Linked DNA regions of Homo sapiens: region 1 is linked to region 2. A link is an interaction called in ENCODE POLR2A ChIA-PET data of the cell type or tissue named here. Cell type or tissue: MCF 10A. All regions are shown on one strand. Each heading gives the region's core, and the rest is flanking DNA. Links, peaks and the distances in the headings are about the cores only. Region 1 overlaps FGGY (FGGY carbohydrate kinase domain containing). Region 2 overlaps LOC112268263 (a long non-coding RNA gene).

The links. ChIA-PET counts read pairs that join two places held together with the same protein. Peaks named below come from ENCODE experiments on the same cell type or tissue, not always from the same donor. Only the 100,000 strongest peaks of a DNase experiment are listed, where the experiment ranks them.
Region 1: POLR2A ChIA-PET joins it to region 2 with 6 read pairs; 5 of 35 experiments call an interaction of 5 or more read pairs at or near these places.

Annotation. Positions count from the first base shown.
Region 1 is chr1:59,746,065-59,754,064 of GRCh38, reverse strand. The region is part of intron 14 of FGGY (FGGY carbohydrate kinase domain containing); the gene reads right to left. Among named protein-coding and RNA genes, the nearest start is that of MIR4711, 17 kb to the right of the region's middle. RefSeq lists a silencer at 1,231-1,320. In MCF 10A, for the core only: no CTCF peak of the experiment used is centred there; a DNase peak (open chromatin) is centred at 3,234.
Region 2 is chr1:58,720,586-58,734,053 of GRCh38, reverse strand. The region is part of intron 5 of LOC112268263 (a long non-coding RNA gene); the gene reads right to left. Among named protein-coding and RNA genes, the nearest start is that of MYSM1, 27 kb to the right of the region's middle. RefSeq lists an enhancer at 6,005-7,204 and a silencer at 7,166-7,215. In MCF 10A, for the core only: no CTCF peak of the experiment used is centred there; a DNase peak (open chromatin) is centred at 6,463.

The DNA of each region.
Region 1 (8,000 bases), core at 1-8,000, 1.0 Mb before region 2:
AAAGAAGAATCTGATTAGGGCTATGTCTCGTTTCTGGCAGACTCCAGCTGGAAGAACTGGAAAACATCTTACCTTTACCTTTACATATTCTTTGATATTTGAATTTCTGAATTTTGGCTACATCTCACAACTTAAAGGACCATAAAGGTTATATTATCTAAGTGACTTTATATTTATCTAAAAAAGTAATGGAACCACCAGGATTTTTAACCAGAGCAGGGAAAAACTAGCTCTACTGCACAAATGCAAAGGGATAATGAGAATAGAAAATAAAGTTATAATTTTGTATTCTATCTCAATAATCATGTTTGTGCTACATAATTTTTTGTTTGCTCCATATAACTTGTTAAAAACAAGTTAAAAACAAGATATGCATATAAAAACAAGTTATATATGCATAATAAAGATCGGATCAATATATATTAAAATGTTAACAGGTTGGATAGCATGGGTAACAATTTTTTTTTCTTGTCAAGTTGCTTATTGTGTTTTCTAAATTTTCTACAGTGGCATATATTAATTTTGTATTTGTAGGGAAAACATGTAATGCCATATATATATATATATATATATATATATATATATATATATATATATTTAAAGTTATGCTTATAAAGACAGTCAAAATGACTCGGGCTCACCTTCCCCTTTCCTGAAAGGCAGGGCTCATTATGGGTCCCTGACACAACGTGGAGAATACCCTGAGAATCAGTGCTGTCATCAGAAACAGCACTGCTGAGTTTTTCAATTTCTCCAAATAATTAACATAAAACTGAAATCTCATGATCCCACTTGGCTGCAGGAAATCTGAAATTACCACAACATAACAATATGAATTTAGTATGGAAATGCTGACACATGCTAAATATAGTCACCCCCACAATATATTTCTGTTCCAAAGGGTTTATTTGAAGTTGGCCTCCAAATTCATACTTTTTGTCAGCAGGCAGGAGCCGGACAATCTTAATTTGCAGCACGCTACCCTCTTTGTTTGAGAGTCTAGACAGCACAATTAATACAGTGACTTTTCTTTTTCCTTTTGCCCACACAATGAAAGCTTTTTAAAAACAAAATATTTTGTAAAATAGCATTTTAATCACTTCTTTTCTTTCTCTCTATAAGGCAGAGCTATAAATAAACCATGAAAGTTCACATTTGATCATCACTTCTGAAAGCAAGTGAAGGGTTTCTGGAGGAAAAAATAGGGGCCCTGTACCACGGCCATGAAAGACTGCATTCATGGGTTTGACCCTTCCCTGGTGTGTCGAGGCTGAGATACTAATCAGCACACACTGCTCACCACTTCTCTTGTGGCAGCACTGGCAACAGCCAGGCCTGCATGTGGCCAGGGGAAACACCCAATTCTCACTGTAATGACCTGGCCTGGGAGCTACCAAAGGGCTGTAGGCCATGTTGGAGTGAGTTACCAGGGAAATGAGGTTAAAGGAAGCCATGGGTTCTTCAGTACCCTTGGAAAAGATGTGGATTCCATGAGTGGTAGACTTACTGATGTTGGCAATTTTGGGAGCAGAAGATCTAGTACCTTCTCCCCTACCCTGAGGAAGGGGAATAATGGGCTTAAGCCTTTTGGGGAAGACTGTCAGTAGTCTAGCCCAAGGTACTACAGGGCACTGCAAGCTGGGCAATTCCAGAGTCACCATCTATAGGGGAGAATATAGCAGAACTTAGTGTGGTGGAAACAAGCTATATATGAACTCCCAGAAGGCAGAAATCACATCACTGTAGGCCTAATGTCTAGCACAGTCCTAGCACTTACAGGTGCTTGGTTAGTGTTTGCAGAGTTGCCAAAGGAAAAAGTGATGGCAGTGTTTCTTAAGTGGCATCCATAAACTCCAGGGAATTCTCATTAAGATTCCAGAAGAAAATACTGGAAGTGCCATTTATATGACTTTTTTTGGTCTTAAGAAATTAATTACACTTTACCAGCATTTAATATATGGATTGTTACTAGACAATTTATCAGTTTGGCCACACATCAGTCAGTCATGAGTCACATAAGATGTGTGAGGTTCTTGTGAGGAGAGTGGGAGCTCTCCAACTCCAGGGATGGCCCTATGGCACTCCCTTATATGTCCTCAGCTTCCAGAATTGCTACATGTTGTCGTTTGCATGTTCCAGGTTAGTGATTAATAGGTATTAACTAGTTTAAACTAACCCTCACAAAATGGACAAGCAGCTAAAAAAGATTCAGTCAATGGATTTGCACGTGATGGAGATAATTATCACCAGTTCACCATTCAGATTCAAGTAAACAAGAAAATGGTGATGTATTTACTCAGTACTAGCTCCTCATATTGTAAGGTAAAAACAATGAAGACCTAGTCAAATAAGACAAGGATTGGGAAAATAATCAAAATTATCAAGAAGATTGCCTTAGATTTCGATACATAGGCACATACAAAATCATTTAAAAATCATCAAAAATCATTTTAAAATTATTAAAAACACACCTGGCCATAGACATATAGTGTACTTTTACATGTTGCTAATATTAGCATGAAGCCATCATGACAGGTAAACACATTGGAAATACTTTGGTTCAGCTATATTTCACTTGTTTTATAGAGTAAATAATCTATGAACACAGTATAGCACATCATGCTTTTTCATAAATAGGTTTTCATGTACTGAGGATGCATACTCAAAATTTATTTTAACTGATGGGGGTATATGGTTAAAAAACACTGTGGTGTCTGTTGACTTAGGGGCCGACTACCACTGCCATTGCCATTTTACTGGTTTAAGCTTTGTACTCTGTGCTGTGCTGATTATTTTAAGTACATGATCTTTTTAACCCTCAAAAGGACATTAGGACACAGATCATCTATCACCACTTTGTGAATAAAGGAACTGAAAATAGAGAGAATATAAGTAATTTTCCCAAGGTCATAAAGCCATTATGTAGTAAAACCAGAATTCAAGCCCACTTCTGACTCCAGGCCATTGCAAACCCTACATTCGGACTCAGTGGTACCATTCTCCCTGTCATGAAAACAGCCTGATTCTTGAGTGCCCTAGGCTGGAGTTCAAATCCTACTTCTGCTGCTTATTAGCAGGTGTGATTACCTGGAGTGAGACGAGCACGTGTGTATCAGTGAGATGCATCAATACAGGACACTGTACCTTTTTTTTTTTTACAGATGCTGACACATAGCTCTAAAATACAGGAATCTGCCTTCCTGAGGAACTCTGACTCATTTGACTGGAACAACAAGTTCACATGCTAATGTGTGGGCTGAGGCACGTGACCCCTCCATAGAAAAACAGAAAATATATCAATGTGACTTTCCTTCAACACGCATTAAGAAATGGCTAGTTGTTCTCTTATTTATTTTGCTTTCTTTTCCTTTTGACACAGTCATCTTTTGACCTGCACCTGGTATTCTGTGTAACCCCCATGAATTGGAGACAAAAATATCAATTGAGAAGCAGGAAGGGATGAGAGAAAAAGAGAGTGGGAGAGGTCTTTATCATTACTCATGATATGAAAACTGGCACCTCATTTATAATTTTAAGTACACTATGTGCACACATTTACATATCTTTAGAGTGTTGACTATATGGGTGTATACTTCATCAAAATTCATCAAGCTGTACATTAATATCTTTGTATTTCACCTTATGTGTACTATATCTCAATTTAAAGTTTGCAAAAGAAAATGAGAAAACAGAACTGCATGTCAGTATATTTATATTTTATTTTATTTTCAATTATAAAAATGCCTACCAAGAGAAAAAAAAATTTTTAGACGCCCAGTCCTCTAATTTTGACTCTAAAACATACCTCAAATTGGTCTCTTGGTCATAAAGGAGGGGAGGAGTGGAAGCTTTATAATTCTGTAGGAAATGGAGGCATTAGCAGAAAGATACTGGGTTTTAGAGATAAATGGGCTTGGGGTTGGATCCAGGCTCTGCTACTTATCAGATGTGTGAATCAAAGCTCAGTTTTCCCATTTATTAAGTGGGAATAATAATATCTACTCAGTGTTGTTGAAAATTCCAGTATCCCATTCTCTGACCACTACTGCCTAACTGGTCTCTTGACTTCCACTTTGGTTCCCCTTATAGCAGTCAGGACCAGTCTAGGTGATTTTTCAGAAGCAGAGAAAATAAAGGGCAGTGATTAAAATACAGACTGACTATAACAGACTGCCAGAATTTGAAACTGGATTTTTACATTTACTAGCTGTATAATCACGGAATAATTACTTAATTTCTTCATGCCTGTTGCCTCATCAGAAAATGGGGATAAAAATATGCCTTTCATAGGACTGCTATGAGAAGCACGTGAGTTATTTGAGGTAAAACACAACAATGCCAGCATATAGTAAATGCTACATAAACTTTAGATATTTATTATCCCTTTAGCATGCAAGCTCCATGTGGCCAGGGGTGTGTATTGGATTCATGCACCACACCAAGAACTGTGCCTGGCCAGAATAGTTAATCTATAAGGATTTGTTAAATGAATCAATGAATGATTTTACCTCTCTGGGCTGTTTTTACCTACAACACTCCTGACACCAAATGTATGGGTTTTTTCCTCACACTCACCAATTCTCCAACTCTCCTGCCACCAATTGCATGACTTATAATTAAATTTGATTCAATTCTGACACTGACCCCAGTTAGTTAGTGTCAGACCCCACAGCTTCAGGGCTCAGTCCAGCAAGACTGCCCACACTTCAGATGCCAATCACAAGTCCTGGGTCTCCTGTATTTCTGACCAACTGACCGCAAATTGGAGGTTTCCACAAACTCCACCCCCCAAGGCTTGATAATTTGCTAGAATCGGCTTATGGAGTTCAAGACAACGGTTGACTTACTATTACCAGTTTATTATAAAGGATAAAATTCAGGAACAGCCAAATGGAAGAGATACATAGAGCAAGGTATGAGGGGAGGGAGGTGCAGTGGTGCAGTGAGCTTCCATGCCTCCTCCAGGCATGCCATCCTCTCAATACCTCCCTGTGTTCACCAATCCAGAAGCTGTCTAAACCCCATCATTTAGGGGTTTTTATGAAGGTTTCATTACTTAGGTATAATTGAGTAAATCATTGGCCATCGGTGATTGACTCAATCTCTAGCCCCTTTCTCATTCTGGAAGGTCAGGGGAGGGGCTGAAAGTTCAACCCTCTAATCATGCCTTGGTCTTTCTGGTGACCAGCCCCCATCCTGATGCTACGGAGGGGTTCTCAGCCATCAGTCATCTCATTACCATACACATGGAGCTTAATCTAAGCTCCATAAAAGTGAAGTCCTTGGCTTTCCTTTCTTTGAAGTATCCCTAGCTTTTAGCAGGGATTCCAAGAATTTTAGAAGCTGTGTGCCAGGAACTAGGGACAAAGACCAATATTTATTTTTTAACACGTCCTTGCAACAGTGTTCCATCGCTTTTTGAATAAAACTCAAATGTCATAGGGTGGACTAGAACTTCAGGATGGAGTTTATGCAGATGTCTCCAGTCTCATCTCATGCCCTGCTTACTGGGCTGGCCATGCTGGGAACACACTGGCCATCTTGCTGCTGGCTGAACATGCCAACCTTCCTCCTGCCTAAGGCCTTTCTGAATCTCTCAGGAATGGTCTTCTCCAGGATCTTTGACTGTCTGGCTTTTTCCATATGATTTAGGTTCTCTTCAAACATAATATTGAAAAGACTGCCCTTGGCCACTCTTAGCAGAAGCAGTGCACTCTCCTAAACATCTATGACATCATCTCATTTTCTTTTCCTCATAACCCTTGATAGCACATCATCATCTGAAATTATATTTTTAATTGTTTATTGTCTGCCTGCTTCTCTGTGGTCCTCACCTCTGCTCTCCTCCCTCCTGAATCTAAGCTCCATGAAAGTGGAGTCGTTGGCTTTCCTTTCTTTGAAGTATCCCTAGCTTTTAGCAGGACATTTGTTAAATGTAAGGTGAAAGTGCAAGTTTATTGAATGCCTATTTTACGCAAGGTACTGGTATACAGATCTTGCCTCCCTTGATCCTCACTAACAGTCTCTGAGGAAGGTCTTATTATTTAAATTTACAATGAGGAAATAAAGGCTCAGAGAGGTTAAGTACTTGCTTAAGCTAGTAAAGGGCTAAGCCAGGATTTGAAACTTGCTTTAGCTCATGAATAAGACCAGGCCCATTCCTTAAGAAGCTCACAGTCAACAGGCAGATCTCCAGCTTTAGTTCATGACAATTTATTTTCTTCTGATGACTTTGGGGCCCTGTAAAGCCCTAAAAGCCTGCTTTCTTCACTGTCAAAGACAAATTCAATTATGGTCATTATATTGTGCTTACAAAGGCAGGAAGGTGGATTCACTGATGTATAGAATGACTGTTCATATTAATTATTGAAACAAACAAAATTACTGCCAGCTGTATGACCCTGAGCAAGACCCTTCCCCTCCCTGGGACTCACTTTCTTTATCAGTAGAATGAGGGGGTTGGAGTAAATTATCTCTGAAGTCTTTGCCAGCTCTGCAATCTGTTGGTTTTGTGCACATGTGGTTTTCTGATTAACTCTCAGTTGACAAGTTACTCCTTATTCCTCACGGTACATTCTATTAGGGTTTTGCTCAGCACACTCCGACAGAGAATATACCCACAGTGTTTTCCTAGCAAGGGAAAGTTTCATTCCGATTCAGTCATGGGCAAATACGGCACAGGGGAGTGGTTTTATACTAGGTAAGGCCATCAACCTCTGTTGTGATACTCTGAGATGGGGTCCTAATATATGGCCTGGCTGCAAAAGAGTTGGATCCAAACATGAATAGGGAGCAAGTATTCATCCCATCTACATGAGTTTGACTTACTTCTTATGGATTTCTCAAAGTAAAAATAGGAAGCTTCTTGCTAAAAGCATCAGACAGATGATAGGTTCCAAAACTGCAAGCTGTCACTCATCTAATAATCTATTGTTGACTGGAAAAAAATATGATCTTGCTGATATGTGAGGCTGAGAAGGTATATAGTACTGCCGTGAGCTGTAATTAAATAATAGTAACTCAATAACAATAATTATAATGGCAACTGATATTTGTTGAGTACTTACTATGGCCTAGCACTATATTATTAAATACGTTACCTAGTTTGTATTCCCAGTTCAAAGACAAGAAAACATATGGCTTTGGAACCTATACTTTTAAACATTTGCTGTGAAACAAAGACTTCAGTGATATTTAGATCATAATCCAAACCCTAGTTCTGCCATGAACATCCTGAGTCTCAATTTCCTCATTTTAAAAATGGAAATTTTAGGCTGGATGCAGTGATTCACACCTGTAATCCCAGCACTTTGGGAGGCTGAGGTGGGAGGATCGCTTGAAACGAGTTTGAAACCAGCCTGGGCAAGATAGGGAAACCCTATCTCAACAAAAACATAAAATAAAAATTAGCCAGGTGTGATGGTACGTGTTTGTAGGCCCAGCTACTCAGAAGGCTGACTGAGATAGGAGGATCCCTTGAGTCTGGGAGGTTGAGGCTGAAGTGAACCTCGATTGTGCCACTGCTCTCCAGCCTGGGCGACACAGTAAGATGCTGTCTCAAAAAAAGGGAAGTTTTAATACCTATTTTATAGGCCTATTGGATGGACTAAATGCTTAAAAGTGCAGATATTGTTATTATTACTATGTACCTATCAACTGAAATAAACTTTATTTTCCCAGAAACTTTATTGAAAGGTAAGTGTTGCCATGTGTGTATGTTTCAGGTGGGTTGGGGAAGGTGATAACAGTCATTATTCTCAGGCCTCCTCATTATCATTTCCAGACAAGTATTCCTGCAGTTGCAGGCAAAAAAGCCTGTTCCTCTGAGGTTTATGCCACCTAATGATGGAGATACAATGACACATGTCTCCCCTGCATCTCACTGCTGTCACTGTCAGCCTCTTGTTTCTGTCCCTATGTTAAATGAGGCTAAGGCTCCTAGATCACAAGCCTCCCTATCTACCTGGAGGTTTATCATTGTCCTGGACAACTTCAGCATC
Region 2 (13,468 bases), core at 3,375-11,374:
CCTGGTCACATACAACAGTTTGGGGAGCACAACCTGAGACAACATGAAGATATTGAACGGCTTTGAGGAACAAAGTAAAATCCAGAAGTTGCTTTTCTGAATTATCTCTGAGCTGCTGTGTAAAAGCGGGGAGATTTGTTTGAAGGCTACTATAACAATCCAAGCGAAACATGATGAGACACTGAAGGCAGACCCTGGCAGGGAGTATGAGAAGAAAGGAACCAATACAGGGAATGAAGAGAGCTTGGGCAAGTCCCTTCACTCCAGAACTCAGCAGAATAAACAGGTTGAACCATATGACAGACAAGGCCCTCCCCAGCCCAAAGATATTGTCACTTTTCTCTGCTTATCTTTACTTTCCCTTATGCTTGCCTCTTAATCTATTATAAGTATTCATAGTTTATTTCACTCAAAAGCCAGCTAAGGGACTTTAGCTGCTAGTTTTGCCAATGAGACAAAATTGTACAGACTTGTTTGTTTTACCTGTTAATATCCCAAGGAACTGTTGTTCTGCGGGACACTCTTTTTTATTTATTTATTAATTTTTTGAGACGGAGTCTTACTCTGTCGCCCAGTCTGGAGTGCAGTGGCGTGATCTCGGCTCACTGCGAGCTCTGCCTCCCGGGTTCACGACATTCTCCTGCCTCAGCCTCCCGAGTAGCTGGGACTACAGGCGCCCGCCACCACACCTGGCTAATTTTTTGTATTTTTTAGTAGAGACGGGGTTTCACTGTGTTAGCCAGGATGGTCTCAATCTCCTGACCTCATAATCCGCCCACCTCGGCTTCCCAAAGTGCTGGGATTACAGGCGTGAGCCACCGCACCTGGCCTCTCAGACTTGTTTGTTTTAAAGGAGGAGAGGAAGTTCTAGATATAAGCAGAGATTTTTTTTTCTTTTTTTTTTTTTTTTTTGAGACAGTGTCTCACTCTGTCACCCAGGCTGCGGTACAGTGGCACAATCTCGGCTCACTGCAACCTCCGCCTCCCTGGTCCAAGCGATTCTCCTGCCTCCCAAGTAGCTGGAATTACAGGCATGTGCCACTGCACCTGGCTAACTTTTGTATTTTTAGGAGAGACGGGGTTTCACCATGTTGGCCAGACTAGTTTCGAACTCCTGACCTCAAGTGTTCCACCTGCCTTGCCTTCCCAAAGTGCTGGGATTACAGGCACGAGCCACTGAGCCCAGCCTATGCAGTGATATTTTGACATAGGATTTGAGTAATTTCCAATTCCAGTTTTGTAACATGTTACCTGACATGTAAAGGCACTCAATAAATAACTGTTGAATTACCGAAGTAATGAATGACGAGTTACGTATTTCAATGCATTCAAAACTTCTTATGGGAAGTCTTCCCTTACATTATCTGTGCAACTTGACCTCATCTTGGCCCTTCTGCCATAATGCAAGGCCTTGTGCTTATGCTGTTGTCTCTGCTTAAAATGCCCTTTGTCTCGTAACCCATCTGGAAAATGTCTACTCACTTGTCATAACTCAGTTCTCACATATATTGTTAGAGAACAGTGTAACTATGTAAAATGAACATAGGCATTAGAGTTGCAAAGACCTAGGTTCACATCCAGGCTCTCACACATACAATGGGAAGCTGTCCCAAGAGTTCTTTCTGTTAACTTTTGGTTTACTAAGTGATAAGGAAAACAAGAAAAACTGTTTTACCAAATCCAGTCATCATTTTCCATGGCTGTGAATCATATTTCTGCAGGCAGTCCAACCTAGTAATAGACAAAGCCTCATATTTGGCTTTGCTCAATGTCTTAAACTGCTGCCAAGTAGAAACATGGCCATGAGTTGAATAGCAAACGTATCTGATGGCATTAAAATCTCAGCTATAACTGGATGCACCAGAACTTTCACTTCATTCAATTTCTGGATTTCAACCAGGTCAAACATGTTGACTAAGCTTGGGCATTGCTGTGCTGCAGGCGTCCATACTTTAAGTTTGGGGTTGACCAAAACTGGGCAAGTTCAGTGAGGCATTCATGGCAAGACTGTGGGAAACCAATTGGAAGGGTGGAGCCCCTCATCCTTCCACTAAACATACATTTTCAGCTTGTACCCTAATCCACCTTGTTGACACACCAGGTTCATGATGCATTTCATCCATTGTCAACACCTTGGCCGTTGAATTCACAGATATGCTCAGCTGTCACCTTCTCTCTCAAGCCTGTTTTCCAGAACCAACACAGAAATACCTGAATTCTACTTTTGTCATTATATATCAAGAGGTCTAGATAAAATAAAAATGTACCTAAAGGGCATGAAATTATAGGCGTTTTGAAACAAACTTCAAGGTAATACCAAACCTATTTTTATACAATTCAGCTACCACATTGCACATTCAACATAAACAAGACCGCCCTTTAACTGAAAGGTAATTTTTGAGACATACTAGGTTTCATTCCTTAGGCAAGTTTCCTAAACTCTCTGTTTCAGTTTCATTGGTATCACATGTGAAGAATAATACCCATGCTGAGACTTTAAAAGAGTATATTAATATATATAATACATTATTTGTAATAGATTATTTCATATGTTATATATCATATAGATTATTACATATATTAATATATGTGATATAATCTATATGATATATAATAATATATGTAGTATATGATGTATGATCTATATAATATATGTAATATATTATGCATAGTGTATATATTATTACTCATATAAAATATACATTATTACATATATTATATATCACATTATTCTATATGTAATATACCATATATAATAATATATGTCATGATAACATGTAATATTACATATATGTTATATGTTATGATAATATATAAAATTAATATATAATCTTATATGCTGTTAATATATAATGTTATATGTTACATATAATATTAATATATAACATATCATTCATATATACTACATATACACTACATATGTACAGTATAAGGATTAATGTATAATATATAATATATCTTACATATATAACATTTATTATATGTTATATATTATTATTATATTTTATAATAACATTGTATTATATGTTATACAATATATAATATGTATGATTATATAATTGATATGTAATGATATTATGATTATTGATATATAATTATTATATAATTATACAATTGTAATATTATATTATACATAACATAATATATACTACATTATATTATATGTTAATATATATGATACATTGTAACATATATATGTAAAAATATATATTACATAATTATATATCATATATGTAATAATATATTGTATAAAATTACATATATAACATATTGTATACATACTATATAATATACATGTTGTATATATACTATATAGTATATATCGCACATATAATATGTATCTATACTATATATCATATAGTATATATTCATATAATATGTAAATATGTATAACATATACATATTATATATTGCATATATAATATATTATCATATATACTATATATTATATATACATATAATATATGTATACATATACAATATATATATTTCTATTTTACAGTTGATTTAAACTGAGGCACATAGTGGTTAAGAACTTGTTAAAACTCAGAGAGCTGGAAGGTGGAAGAGCCAAAGTATTTGACTCCAATAAATGTATACATATATATATATATGTATACATATATGCACAAATATATGTATAGATGTATATATAATATATGTATATAAATATATGCATACGCATATATAATATATGTATACTATACATACATACGCATATATAATATATGTGTACTATACATACATACGCATATATATGTGTACTATACATACAGACGCATATATATGTGTACTATACATACAGACGCATATATAATATATGTGTACTATACGTACATAGGCATATATATGTGTACTATACATACAGACGCATATATATGTGTACTATACATACAGACGCATATATATTATATGTGTACTATACATACAGATGCATATATAATATATGTGTACTATACATACAGATGCATATATATGTGTACTATACATACAGACGCATATATAATATATGTGTACTATACATACAGACGCATATATAATATATGTGTACTATACATATAGACGCATATATGTGTACTATACATACAGACGCATATATAATATATGTGTACTATACATACAGACACATATATAATATATGTGTACTATACATACAGACGCATATATATGTGTACTATACATACAGACGCATATATAATATATGTGTACTATACATACAGACGCATATATAATATATGTGTACTATACATATAGACGCATATATATGTGTACTATACATACAGACGCATATATAATATATGTGCACTATACATACAGACGCATATATAATATATGTGTACTATACATACAGACGCATATATAATATATGTGTACTATACATACAGACGCATATATAATATATGTGTACTATACATACAGACGCATATATAATATATGTGTACTATACATACAGACGCATATATAATATATAATATATAGTATATATACACATTATATGCAATACATTATACAGTATATGTACATATATGTACATATACTGTATAATATATAATATGTGCAATATTATATTATATATTATTATATATTATATCATTTATTAATATATCATTTTATGTGAAATGCATAATATATTAATATATGTAATTCATATTATATATTACATATAGTATGTAATTTAGATTATATATTACATATAATATGTAATTTTGATTATATATTACATATAATATGTAATTTTGATTATATATTACATATAATATGTAATTTTGATTATATATTACATATATGTAATTTATATTATATAATCATATATTATTATATTATAGTGCATGACATATTATATAATTATGTATTATTATATGTTATATATAATTACAGGTTTTCTGTTATATATTATAATATATAATGATCATATATAATATGTAATATGTAATAGTTATATATTGCATTTATAATAATCTATTATTGTGTACCCAATAATCTATCATTGTATATATTATATATTAAGTATACATTATAATATCTTATTGTACATAAATTATATGTTACATATATAATGATATTTTATTGTATATGAAATATTGTATATATGATACATAATATAAATGTATGTAAAATAAGTATTATATACATAATAAATATTATCATGTATAGTATGTATAATAATTTGTTATCACATATTTAATAATATATTATACTTATGTATATAATACACACACTATATATATTTATATATATCTGGCACACAGTGGATGCTCAATATCCTATTGGTATCTGTAAGTATGCCTCAAAAACTCTACTTTTTACATTGTTTCCTCCCTCAGTACTGTGCTTATAGAATGTGTGTCTATCTACTTTGTGCAACTACACATTCCTTGTGTTTTTTATGAGTGTTGTGGGAGAGGACAGATGAATAATGTACGTTGAGTATCTGCCATAGACCAGGCTTAAGTGAGATGCTTTTCATACAGTATTTCGTGGCTCCTTCCCCAAACTCTGTAAGGAGACATTGAATCCCCATCACAGGGTGATGAAAGTCCAAGGACCTTGGACCATGTGTGATGCCATATTCTCTGCATCATATTTGTGCATCGTAGTGTAGGGACCGAGGTCAAAGCAATTGTTCAGTAAATATAGGAGAATTCTCCCTTGGATTCTTTTTTTTTTTTTTTTTTTGAGACGGAGTCTCGCTGTGTCACCCAGGCTGGAGTGCAGTGGCAGGATCTCAGCTCACTGCAAGCTCCGCCTCCTGGGTTCAGGCCATTCTCCTGCCTCAGCCTCCCGAGTAGCTGGGACTACAGGCGCCCGCCACCACACCCGGCTAATTTTTTGTATTTTTAGTAGAGACGAGGTTTCACCGTGTTAGCCAGGATGGTCTCGATCTCCTGACCTCGTGATCCGCCCGCCTCGGCCTCCCAAAGTGCTGGGATTGCAGGCATGAGCCACCGCTCCCGACTCTCCCTTGGATTCTTGAGGCCCCTTCCTGGAGTCTAATGCTCACTAAGGCTCGGTATTTGTGAGCAAGCACTTTGGAGTCAAATACTTTGGCTCTTCCACCTTCCAGCTCTCAGACTTTTGACAAGTTCTTAACCACTATGTGCCTCAGTTTAAATCAATTGTAAAATGGAAATCATGATAACATCTACCTCATATTATATTTGTTTTCAGAATAAAATGAAATAGTATATGTAAATTATTTTGTATAGTGCCTAGCATATAGTAAGTGCTCAATAAATGTCCCCTGAGTGGCACTACTGGAAAGATTCAGGAAGCTGCCTATCCAGCGTGGTAGGTCTAAGCCTCAGCAGCCTGCAGAAACTTGGGTGCTGTTGTTCACGGGAAGTGAAGCCCATTTTTAGCTGTGACAGTCTCACAGTTGACAAAGGAATGGTATTCATTTCCTTCAAAAGTTGTTTTGTTCTCTTTCCAAGGCTTTAGGGCAAATACTGGCTCAATAGGAAGCTCTCCGAAGGGTGAGTCAACAGTCACTCATTCTAAAAGGTGATTCACATGCCAGAGTGTGCAGTCCACAAATGTTATGGGGGTGGTACCTCTTGGGGAGAGACTGACAATGCCCTTAAATGAGTTGTTTATGATCACAAGCTGCTCATGAACAGACATGAGAACAGATGTGCCAATTAATTTCTCATATCCCCTCCACACTCCTTCACAAAGGGCACAACTCTTTCTCAAAAAGATGCTAAACTTGAGAATGACTAGCATCATTTCTCCCAAACCCCAGGCCTTTTCAAAACTTGGGCTCACCGAGAGTCAGAGGTAGAGCTGGAGATTTGGATGTTTCAAAGATTTGTGCATTCATATTGAGGTAAAATGAGAAAATTCTTGAAAAGCTGCCTGGAGGGGGATTTTGGAGTCTTGGGGGATTTCAGTGGATTGATGGCCTTGCTCCTGAATTTTTACTTGATGACAAACATTTTGTCAAAATCCAAAATTATTAATCTAATATTTTTCTGTTTGTTTCTTCCAGTAGACTGTGCACACCTCAGGGATACCAAATCTTACTTTGTATCTGTAACAGGTATGTTTGTGAAGTCCAGCATTAGCAATGTGTCAAAATGCCTGAGTCTGAATCTGAGCTTTAGGCAAGTTATTTAATCTCTCAGTGCCCCAATTTCCTCATCTATAATATGGAGACTCCAAATAATACCTACCTGGTAGGGTTACTGTGAACATTAATTGATCTGATGCATTGCCACTCAAAGTGGGATCCAAGACCAAAACAGGTCTACAAACTGTTAGCTGTCCCCTGACAGTTACCTACAGGAAGTAAGAGTAACCTCTGTAGCCGTTGCATTTTACCACAGTAGTTTCATTATATTTTACAAATATATTGGACAGTAGTAGATCATAAAACAATTTTTTAACTAGTTCTTCATCATTATTTGAGACCCACTAGTAATGTATCTCTTCTAATATAGATGTGTTCCAGCATCTGCTTATTAAAATGTATATTGTTTTATTATAAATACACTCCTCTAGCTTCTTCTTCATGATTTTTCCTTCATGGTTGTCTTTGAGCTTGGTGCGTCAGTAGTATGATTTCTATTTCTGGATTTTTTTTTTCTTTTCTTTTTTGAGATGGAGTCTCACTCTGTCGCCAGGCTGAAGTGCAGTGGCACAATCTCGGCTCACTGCAACCTCTGCCTCCTGGGTTTGAGCAATTCTCATGCCTCAGCCTCCTGAGTATCTGGGATTACAGGCATGCACCACCACATCCAGCTAATTTTTGTATTTTTAGGAGAGATGGGGTTTGATCATGTTGGCCAGGATGGTCTCGATCTCCTGACCTTGTGATCCACCCACCTCAGCCTCCCAAAGTGCTGGGATTGCAGGGATAAGCCACCACGCCTGGCCTATTTCAGGATTTTTAAAGGAGATACGTATAATGTGTATTACTACAAGTGGGTGTTATAGAGTTGACAAGCACTAATGAAGAGTTTTATTTAATGTAAGGGCTTGGATTTGATTCTAGGATGGAGTAAGAGTGCTATAGTGTTCTAAGTGAAAAACCGGGGAGCATGATGTGAGAGGGGCTTCTAAGAAATTTCATCCTCTGGCAATCTGATGGGTGATAGGATCTCCTTCTGGGTTCCAGGAAAGCTCCCTTGATGAGGTCCTGGTTGAAAGCATCCTTTCCCACCTAATAGGGAACTCCATATCGTAGAGTATGGATTTTGCTCAAAATTAACTTATGAAATATTGGACCAGAGCAAATATTTAACCAGTGAAACTGTCATAAAAGTTACTGTTTTCCAAGTCTGCTAGTTCAAAAGCATTTAAGGGGGTGCAATTTTCTCTTCTGTGTAATGAGAGATTTATAATAGATGAATAATAGTGTGGTATAGCAGAAATAATAAAGGCTTTGGAATCAGACATAACAGTGTTTTTGTTTTTTGTTTTTCTCTACCACCTATTGACCAGCAAGTAACTTAACCTCTGGGCCTCAGATTCCTCACCTGTAAAATGGGGAAAATGACACTTCACCTTGTGGGCTCTTGTGAGAGTGAACATGATAATGCAATGTGTCCCTGACATATAGTATTTCAAGCATTGTTAGCTGCTATCCCCTGTCCTTATGTTTTCATGAAGGCATTTCTGTAAAGTAAATTAAACATGGCTGTAATTTTTTTACTATTCCTGTCACTGACTAGTGGAGTCTAATTCTCCACCCCTTGAGTCTGAGCTAATGTTAGTGACTTGCTTGACCAACAGAATGTAATAGAAATCATGTTCTGGGACTTACAAAGCCAGCTTGTAAGAAACCTTGTAGCTTTCATCTGGGCCTCTAGAAAAATTAGCTATGGGGGAAGTCAGCTGCCACATAAAAAAAAAAAATCTGATTAGTCTAAGTCTTTCATGCTGTGAAGAAGCCCAAGCTAGAAAAGTAGGGAGGCCAATGGGAGAAGAGATGCCCTGGCACACCAGCCATCCCAGCCCACATACCAGGCACAAGTGAAGAAGTATTCAGAAAACTCCAGAGCCAGCCACCATCTCTGACTATAATTGTATGAAAGACCCTGAGTGAGAACCACCCAGCTAAACAGAACTGTGAGAGAAAATTGTACTCTGTCTAGGTAACCACTGGTTTAGGAATGGTTTGTAAAGCAGCAGTAGAAAGCCAGGGCATTCTGCTAGAATAAAATTTTTGGTCCTCCTGCCTCTTGCTAACTAATTAGTGATGGATGGTTTCACAATAGTTTAGCCTCCATTAGTCTACAATCCCATATCGGCTGGGGTTAAGGTATTCAAACTGGTGCTCCCACATGGCCCACCCTTCCTTCCCATTTTGTGACCTGTGAGCTTTCTCTTCCTTCTGCTCTGTGAGGCAGGTGGTTGTTTCTTGGGGGAGGGCTGCTTGCCCAGCTGTGTCTAGGTAGCTAAGTATGAAGAAGCCAATTTTGCTTCAGGGTGAGGCTACTTTTGTCAGTCTAAATCTGGTGTGTTTATCTTCTCTTTGACTCAACTGGTTCAGAACCAGTGGGGAGTATTGAGACTGGCACCTCAGGGAGACCCCCAAGCTTCCAGCTCTGACATACAGCAAAGTAAATGGTCGAGTGTTAAGCCGATTCCTAACTTGCCCTATGCCCTTGCTTATAAGCAATTCTTGCCCATATTGCTAATAATGTGTTTAATTTCCTCAAATTTACAAATGACCTAAAAGAATTAGAGTCATGGTTAGTAAGTTTGCTGGTTTCTCTTGACACTTTCGATGAATGGCTTATATTAAGCACATTACAAAGAGTAAGACAAAAACTTTCCACCAAAGCCAAGTTGGTAAACAAAGCCCCATAGACTGCCATCATAACCTGTACAAAACTCAAACACAACTTCTGATTTCCTTGGTCAGCCTGAAGCCGACAATGTGCATCTGCTCTATTGAATTCTGTTGGGCCTTTATTATTTCTTTCAGTTACCGCTGTGCTACTTCCAATTATTCTTGCTGTTCAGGACAAAAAAAAGAATGAAAATTCTGTTAAGGTTACAGATATGGCATTTTCTGCCTATTTTGTATGATAATTGCATTTCCTTAATTTATTCATCCACTCAGTAAATTTTGAATGCAGAATTTAAAATAATAGCAGCATTATTCATACTAGCCAAAAAATGAAAACAACCCAAATGTCCATCAACTGAAGAATGGGTAAACAAAATGTAATACAATTGAGTATTATTTGGCAACAAAAAGGAATGAAGTACTCAACATGGATGAACCTTGAAAACATGATGCTAAGTGAAAGAAGTTACAAAGCACTACATATTATATGATTCCATTTACATGAACTATCCAGAATAGGAAAATCTAGGAAGACAGAAAGTTGACTAGCGGTTGCCAGAGGTTGAGAAGAAGGAAAGGAGTGACAGCTGATGAGGTTTCTTTTTGGGGTGAAACTGATGTTCTAAAATTAGATGATGGTGATGGTTACACAAGTCTGTGAATATGATTTTTTTAAAGTTGATTTGTATGCCTTAAAGGGTGAAAGTTATGGTATATGAACTATATATTAATAAAGTTGTGATGAAAAAATAAGACCTTTATTTGGGACATAACTGAAAAAATAGGAAGAATGTTGATGGCCTAATAATATTAAAAGACAAAAAATAGGTGTTGTGAACTGAATGTTTGCATCCTCCCAACATTCCTATGTTGAAGTCCCCTAATGTGATGGTATTAGCAGATGGGGCCTTTGGAAGGTGATTGAGTTTAAATTAAGTCATGAGACTGGGCCCCTCATGATGGGATTAGTGCCCTTATAAGAAGAGCAAGAAAGTGACACCTCTCTCTCCACAAGCACACACTGAGGAAAGGCCATGTAAGGACACCACAAGCAGGCACCATCTATGAGGCAGGAAGCAGGCTCTCACCAGACAGTGAATCTGCCAGCACCTTGATCTCGGACATTCCAGCCTTCAGAACTGTGAGAAGTAAGTCTGTTGTTTAAGCCACCCAGTCTGTGGTATCTTGTCATAGCAGCCTGAGCTGACTCTAACAGCAGGATACAAAATTCAATATAACCATAACTATGTAATACAAATGTACAGGACAAAAAATACATCTAAAAAAGGCTCAAAGTGTTAACACTATTCTCTCTGAGTGATCAAAATACTTTTTTTTTAACTTCTGTTTTTAAAGTGCTTGTAAAACACCAAATAGTAGCTCACGTTGACTGGCCTCTTCCTCCACACCAGGATCTCAGTTGGTCCTCACAACTATCCTATGAGGCAGGAACTGAGCTCTACATGCCTGTATTTTACATATTGGAAAAGTGAGACCCAGAGAGGCTAGGTAATTTGTTAAAGATCGCACAGCTACACATGACAGAGTATATATTCAGACTTCAGTCTGTCGGACTCTACAACTTGCACTTTTTAAGTGCCAACAGCAACAAACTTTATATTCTTCCTTTCCCTCGCCCCAAATTTACATTCCAAACATGTTATGCTACTGTAAAATCTTAACCGTTATTTGTGTATTCATATTTTGATACTGAAGGGAGGAGAATAAGCCTACTGGGGTGGCTCAAAAGCTTAGGCTGGCCTGAGAGAGTAAATTGTCACTTTGAGAATATGAATGAATTATTAAAGCCCACTTAGTAACTTGTTTCATCCAAGGGCCTCCTTCATCCTTTCCAGCTTTTGTTTATTTTATTTTATTTTTCTTTTAAAAGCCAGCCAAATTTAGCAGTGGATGGGGGCTGTATACCAACTTTAGTGACATTAATGTTAGTAAGTTCTGCTAACCCACAATCATCAACCTTTTGTTTATTTTAAAAACACCTTCTCGGCCAGGCGCGGTGGCTCATGCCTATAATCCCAGCACTTTGGGAGGCTGAGGCGGGTGGACCACTGGAGGTCAGGAGTTCAAGATCAGCCTGGCCAAACTGGTGAAACCCCATCTCTACTAAAAATACAAAAATTAGCTGGGCATGGTGGCTGGTGCCTGTAATCCCAGCTACTCAGGAGGCTGAGGCAGGAGAACTGCTTGAACCCGGGAGGCAGAGGTTGCCGTGAGCCTAGATCCCACCATTGCACTCCAGCCTGGGCGACAAAGCAAGACTCGGCCTCAAAAAAAAAAAAAAAAAAAAAAAAAAAGAAAAGAAAAGAAAAAGAAAAGAAAACCTTGTCAATGGCTGAACTGTGGAATCACAGAACCCCAAGGCTGGTAAGACCTCAAAAGCCATCAAGCCCAGTTCCCAATGTGATGGTACATCCTGAAACCCCACCCCCCCATCAAGGAACACCCTAACGATTACTCAAATACAGCTCCATGAGCAAGAGCTGCCCTCAACACCATGATCCCAGCATGGCCCAGCTCTTGGCTGCATCTGTGTTCTCACTTTGAGAGAATTTACTACCACCAAATTATCTGCAGAGAAAAATAGAGCAAATAGACTGTTGTCCTTACTTTTCCCTCATGGAAAAGGAATTTTAATGTGCTGCAACAAGTTGCTTGTCCAACACATTCAAGATAAGTCAGTGTCTAACTATGGCAGGAAGTGTCACCGATGCTCTGCCAAGAAGCACCTAGTGCCAGGCCAGGCTGCCTCTGACCAGGAGCTTCTTCCCGACGTTCCTCCTGCTCCAATCTTCCATATCTCAGCAAACGGCACCTGCATCCCTCGCACTGCTCAAGCTGAAAACCTAGGAGTTATTCCTGTTGCCTCCCTCTTCCTCACCCCCACAGCCAATCTGTCACCAAAGCCTGTTGATTATACCTCCAAAATATATCTCAATTTCATCTAGTTCTCTCCATTGCCACTACCCATGTCCAAACACTGTTGTTTCCCATCTGGACCCCTGCTCTCCCCACTTTCACAATAGTCTCCCCGAAACACACACACACACACACACACACACACACACACCACAGTCTATTAGCCATCCAATACCCAAAGTGATCTTTGAGAAAAGTATACTAGATATGCCACTCTTCTGCTTAAAGCCCCATAAATAGCTTTCCATTGCACCAAGAATATCATTAAAAATCCTCCCTGGTGATTCCTAGGGCCCCTGTGATCTGGCCTCAGCCTACCTCCTGGCTTCATCTCACACCACTCTCCAGCTCATTCATTGTATTCTAGCCTTGGTGGCCAGCTTTCAATGTCTGCCTGCCTTGGGGCTCCCACGATACCATCCTGGAATATTCTCCCTGCACTGTCCTATCTTGCCATCCGCCCCCACAATCTTGCTATGACTAGTTCCCATTCCTCCTCCAGGCATCAGCTTAAATGTTTCTTCCTCAGAGAGGTCTTCTATGACTTTATATTAGCTCCCTGTGAAGGCCAGGGCTCTTCTCTTGCAGATATCAGAAACCCAATTCTAATTGATTTAGTTAAATAATAGTCTTCCAATTAAATAAATAAACACAAGAAAATTTATTGACCCATGGAACTGAAAAGTGTAGAATTCTTGCTTTAGGCACATGGAACCAGAGCTCAAATGATGTCAT